Linked DNA regions of Homo sapiens: region 2 is linked to region 1. Evidence: read pairs that join two places in POLR2A ChIA-PET (ENCODE). Cell type or tissue: Panc1. All regions are shown on one strand. Each heading gives the region's core, and the rest is flanking DNA. Links, peaks and the distances in the headings are about the cores only. Region 1 overlaps LINC01237 (long intergenic non-protein coding RNA 1237). Region 2 holds the start of LOC105373980 (a long non-coding RNA gene).

The links. ChIA-PET counts read pairs that join two places held together with the same protein. Peaks named below come from ENCODE experiments on the same cell type or tissue, not always from the same donor. Only the 100,000 strongest peaks of a DNase experiment are listed, where the experiment ranks them.
Region 2: POLR2A ChIA-PET joins it to region 1 with 6 read pairs; 3 of 35 experiments call an interaction of 5 or more read pairs at or near these places.

The regions. Positions count from the first base shown.
Region 1 is chr2:241,964,993-241,967,902 of GRCh38, forward strand. It overlaps LINC01237 (long intergenic non-protein coding RNA 1237), which reads left to right. Exons shown (of 4, transcript NR_110220.1): 3 at 935-1,055. Among named protein-coding and RNA genes, the nearest start is that of LINC01238, 4.2 kb to the right of the region's middle. RefSeq lists an enhancer at 784-1,291. In Panc1, for the core only: no CTCF peak of the experiment used is centred there; a DNase peak (open chromatin) is centred at 1,099; H3K4me3 peaks cover 602 bases.
Region 2 is chr2:242,037,497-242,040,406 of GRCh38, forward strand. The region is part of intron 3 of LINC01237 (long intergenic non-protein coding RNA 1237); the gene reads left to right. LOC105373980 (a long non-coding RNA gene) reads right to left here and starts at 2,633. Exons shown (of 3, transcript XR_924086.3): 1 at 2,575-2,633; 2 at 1,552-1,697; 3 at 499-1,377. In Panc1, for the core only: no CTCF peak of the experiment used is centred there; no DNase peak of the experiment used is centred there.

The DNA of each region.
Region 1 (2,910 bases), core at 126-2,625:
CAGCTAATTTTTTTGTATTTTTAGTAGAGACGGGGTTTCACCTTGTTAGCCAGGATGGTCTCGATCTCCTGACCCCATGATCGGCTTGCCTCGGCCTCCCAAAGTGCTGGGATTACAGGAGTGAGCCACTGCGCCCGGCCTTAACCATTCTTTAAGTTATATTTGTATGGATACAGTATTAGTGTATTCCAAAATTTGTATAAAATTCTTAAATATCTGATATATCTTGGTATAATGTTATCAGTAGTAGTTCTAATTATTGTGTTAAAATGTTCTATGCTATGGAAATAACCAAAGTTCCTTGTCAATTTCTCATTATAATGAACTCTCATCAGACTTTTAACCATGACCCGTCTATGTTTTTGTCATCCATGTAAAGATCCAAATCCAAATTATTGTTTTGATGTTTCTCTAAAAGCTTTTGCAATCAACTACAGTCCAAATTGCTTCTAATGAAATGACTTTGGCAGTCCTCTTGAACTCTGATTGCTGATACCTTTAAGATCATACCGTTGGAGAAAGTAGATATTTTTGGGACTCTGTTGAAGAAACTGATGGGTTCATAAATCTGCTAACCTAGATCAAGCAGAATGAGAATTAATTACATGGGACTGAATGAATTGACGAAAAGGAATGATGGGTTTTTACAGTTTTAATTTAAAATATTTTTGGTTCTCTATTTTAATGTTTTGTTTTCCAGGTTTAAGGAAAATAGTTTTCTTAAGCTATCTATAATTTACACCAATTTGGTAAAGTATAACTTTGTGAACAAAAATTGAAACATAGGCTTCTTTCCCTACCTTATCTCTCCAAAATTTGTGAACTATTTGTGAGTATGATTATGTTTTTGGCAATACAGTCATTTGTGTAAGTTCAATAAGAGCCTGTTCTCTTCACAGCAGCATACAATGGAAAATATTGGTTATATTACCAGGTTTTGACTGGAATGCCAGGCTTAACGTTGCTCAGAAGTTGCTTCTATGAGGACGTCTCCCAGCAGCTGTCAGTGTTTCCAATGAGTCATCGCCAGCCCCTGCAATGAGCCTCTCAGGCTGGTAAGTTTTGTTTCAGAACCGCTTCCTCAAGCTTCTTTTGCCTTTAAAAGCTTCCTCTTGCCCCAGCCTCCCAGGGAATGCCTGTGGTCTGTCATGGCTCACACATCCTGGTTGATAATCCACTGCTGTTCTCCACGGAATGCCTTCATTTTGAGAGCTGCTCGCTGCCTGTTGTGGTTTCAGTTGACGGCCCACCGCTGTGTGCAGAGTTCACCAGCCGCTGTGGTGTGCAGTGCAGCAGCTGACCTGCCTGCCTTGTGGTTTTCTAATCCCATTGAGGGGACGTCTTAGGTGTTCTCACCAAGAATGCACAGCAACAGTGCTGGGTGGGCCACATCCTCCCTCACGTTTGGTGCCACCAGTTTTATAGATTTTGGCTACTGTGGGTGTGTGTGGTGGTTTTTGTTGGTGTTTACGACGCATCTTCCTGGTGCTCGAGTCTGTCGAGCACTTTTTCTTGTGTTTATTTGCCATCATTTGGCGAAGTGTTCAAATCCTTTGACCGTTGTTTCACCAAGTTGTTTTATTATGAAATTTTAGGGGTTACTTATTCTGGATCTCAGCACTTGGATAAATATTTGAGAATATTTTTTGCAGTAAGTGACATCGTTTTATGTGGATGAACAGAAGATTTTAATTTTGATAAAGTCTAATGGATATATGTGATGTTAGTGTAATTTGAATGCATACATATGTATATTTAATGCATTCTTTTATGATGATTGTGCACTTCATATGAAATGCGGCAACCTTGCCTTGCCATCCCGGAGGCCTCTGCTTCTCTGATCTGTGGGTGTCACAGGCACTTCACTTACTCACACCTTATGGCACGGTTTCTTTTGCTCTAAGCCTGCACGTGTGTTTTAAAGGTAATTTCTTCCGTTAGAGAAGTCGCGTAGGCTCACCCTGCTATTTGCCATTTCTGGAGCTCTTTATCTCCTTCTTCATATCTGCATTTCCCTCTGGAATCATTTCCATTCAGCCTGAAGAACTCTTCTGCCTGGGACTCCACCTTCTTTTCTAGCAGCTGGGCTCATTGGGAGCTCTGTCCTCTGGTGGCTCTGGCCAGGGGACGCTGGGTTTTCTCTTAGGGTTTCAGTTGGCCCGTGTGGTGCCAATGTCAACGTGTCTGTAGGCCAGAGCCAGCAATGAGCACCCCCTCGGTCTGGCCCTGAGCTCCAAGGCCCCACTCCCACGGGATCTTGCTGCCAGGACCCCACTCTCTGCATCTTGTCCAGAGTGTCGAGGAGGGCAGGGTCCAGCGGGATCTCTCGGCCCTCCCAGGGCTGAGTCTGTGCTCTGACCTTTCCTGGGAGGCACTCAGGGCCAACAGAGCAACAAGGGGCCTTTCCCTGTGGCTCCCTCCCCTCTGGAGAAAATGGGTCAGACCTGGGTTTCTCCATAGTCACTGTCCCTAAAATGAAGCCGGGCTGCCAGAGGCGGTTGCATCTCCCGGCACCAAGACCCCAGAGTCCCTGTGAGAAAGAGGACCAACGACGATGGAAGCCTTTCTCTAATGTGCGCACAGCCAGGCCGCTCCTCTGAAGGCGCTGAGCCGCCTCTAATCACAGCGCCACACTGGCCACAGGTCGCTGGGTATAGGATGAACCCAGCTGTGAATAGGATGCATTTCCTGGGAGGTTTCTGTGAAGTTACTGAACTGCCAAAAGGTAAGCAGTTTTAATTGATTTGTGAGTCTTCAATTAAGCACAGCAGAATGCTAATTAAATATTCTCTGTTCTTTAAATAGAGAATGCTTTAAATAATTCAGCACAATCTTTGCATAAATCACACCATTCAGCTGAGGTGCCTGTCAGCAGTCAAGTGATTGAGAGCACAAACTGTCCCAAAGACA
Region 2 (2,910 bases), core at 251-2,750, 73 kb after region 1:
AATCAATGCATGACATACAAATTCACACAATTTTGGGGAGGGAGAGACTGCAGGTTATGCTTTCAAAAATTTTCATGATTTTAGATTGTTTTTTCTTTTTAGAAGTTTTCTTTTTACGTGAGATATTTGACTCAAGCATTGTTAAAAATGCAACAACATCATAAAAGTTTGGTGGTTCAAAAAATAATGATGACACAAAACTCTAGTGCCTCTACACTTGGACAGTTTTAATTTTTTAATTTGGTAAATCTGGTTACAGAAGCCAAGTGATTTTTCAGGCACACCAAGTTTTCAGCGCTTGGCAGGAAGTAGAAATGAACATGTCTAGAATTTTCCACCATGCAGACCTTCAGAGCATGTGTGCCTATGTCTCTATGTGTATGTATACACATATGTGCAGACGTGTTTTTGTGTGTGTATGAATGTGTATCATGTGTGTACATGTGTGTTATTCATGGATTGCTTTTGCTAAGCAACAGATAATGTAGTGATTCCAAAGGAGTTTCAAGCTCATCTTTATTCTTTTTTTATTTTGCTGAGTAAAAAGTACAGCTGTAGCGGAACGTCCTCCTTAACTCACTGTGCGAGACGGATGTCACACGGATGACTATAAAACGTAGCATGCATGACGTATGCAATTTATAGAAAGAAAACCAGATGGAAATAAAAGAAGAATAAAATTGGCATAAATGACCCCAAATCACACCTGAAACACACTCTGTGGCCACTGATGGCTTCGGGCGCTCTGCGTTCGGGAGGCCTGGAAAGTCCCAGCTGCGAACATCTCCGCGGCCCCGTGACTCGGTTCACCGCATTGCTCAGACATCCACACCTCCCGTTACTTTACCTTAAGCCTTGACTTATTTTTCACCTTTTAAAGTTAAGATCCGTGATCAGTGAGTGCCACTCTGTGGGGAGTCACGTGTTTGAGATGGGAATTTCCACAGGCAGCTGAGAGAAGAGGATGGAGTGGGTGTCCCTCCGAATGCTGGTGTCTGATGCCTCAGTGAAGGCGAAAGGGTTGATCCTGAGAGGAGAAGAATGAGCTCATTTGTGGAAGAAATGATAACTGCTGACCACAATACAGGCCTTCAGGAGTGGTGCTGAGTCCAGGGAGCATGTATTAAATGCCATTTATGTGGCAAGCACAAAGCTAAGGACTGTCCAGTCTGTGGAGAGTAAATCTCCTTCCTGCCTTGCAGGCTGACAAAGTCCAATCATTAGTGACCATTCATGCCAGGAAGGTGGAGCTGCCTCCCCAGATGCAAACAAATCCTGTGGCTTTTCCCTGGTAGCCTCGGTGGTGGGTCCCGGTGGGGAAACAGTGACAGATGAGGGTGATTCCCAGGGGTCCTGCGAGAGGCCATGGTCGGAGGGCTGGAAGGAGGCGGGAAAGGTGCTGGTTCATTCACAGCTCCAGGTGGGCTGGAGGCATCCAGGCGGGACTGTGCCTGGGAACACAGGTGCCACCCACGGGGAGCTGCTGTTCTAGAGACGGCCATGGGCACCTCTGGGAACCCAGGAGACCCAGTGACCCACAGCTTTTATCACCTGGCTTCACAGATGGGATCTGGGACTTGGCAGTTAAACCGCTTAGGGAGGTCCCATGACTGCCAGGTGGGAGGGCTGGATTCGAATCCCAGAGGGAGGTCGCCTCCCCTTCCGCCATCGTATCCCCGACTCACTGCCTCTCCACCCTGGAGATGGGGAGAGGGAAGAGCTTCGGAGACCAGGGTGGGTGGGTGTGTCCCTTCACCCCGGGGACTGAGGCCTCCCTCCTCCCCGTGACATGTGACCCCCAGGGCCTGCAGGTGCCCAGACAGCCCAAGCTCACGGCACCCTACAGGGAAGCCTTTGATCAGGTATGGAAATCAGGGCTGAGAGTCGATATCCTAAATCAACCTTTAATTTCCAGAAGTGCTTTAAGGCCCACTTGAAAAGGGAAGGAAAAGGCAAAAGTTTATGGTGGGGGTGGGGAGTCCCGTTGGCCACAGCCTGGCCACTGTCACCACTTCAGATGGTCACTGTGGCACTGGGACCAGTGCTTTTGAAGGACAGACACACTGGCTGGAGCTTTGGAGACTGACAACCTTGACCCCTGCCAGGCGTCCTAATTACAGCCTGGAGGCGCTGGGACAATGCACTCCCAGCTCTTGTTTGTTTGTTTGTTTTGAGACAGAGTCTCACTCTGTCGCCCAGGCTGGAGTGCAGTGGTGCAATCTCACTGCAACCTCCACCTTCCAGGTTCAAGCAATTCTCCTGCCTTAGCCTACAGAGTAGCTAGGACTGCAGGTGGGTGTCACCACACCCAGCTAATTTTTGCCTCGGCCTCCCAAAGTGCTGAGATTACAGGTGTGAGCCACCGTGCCCGGCTAAACTCCCAGCTCTAATTCCGGTTTCTCTCTGGAGTTTTGTTCTCCTCAGTTGTTGACTCAGCAAAGATGAATCCAACCTTTTAGAGAATAAAAGTCAATGGGGTTCATTCCACCAGCCAACTGAAGCAGAGAGGGTGCGAACGAGGAACATCCCACACAGAAAATTGAGACCCACAGAGGACAGAGGGGCCCCAGACACCTGGGGCCGCTGAGTCTGCAGAAAGTGAATCCAGCCTGCAGGGCTGAGGCTGCTCAGATGTAGCAAAACTTGAAACGCCACTGTTGAGTTTTCTTCCCGGGGAGGATGGACCCAAGAGGCCGTTCCCCACTTGGACGGCAGCCAGTGGTTTGCACCCCAGATAGTGGCCCTGGCTGAAGGGTCATCTGTGTCCATGCACCCCACGTACAGTTACAGACACACACGTGACCTAATGTGAGGAGGAGAGAGGTGCAGAGCCCACAGGAGGGAGAGCTCAGCGGGAATTGATGGAGAGGAGGACTCAGCTCCCTGTGGCCCAGACCTGGCTGACCATGT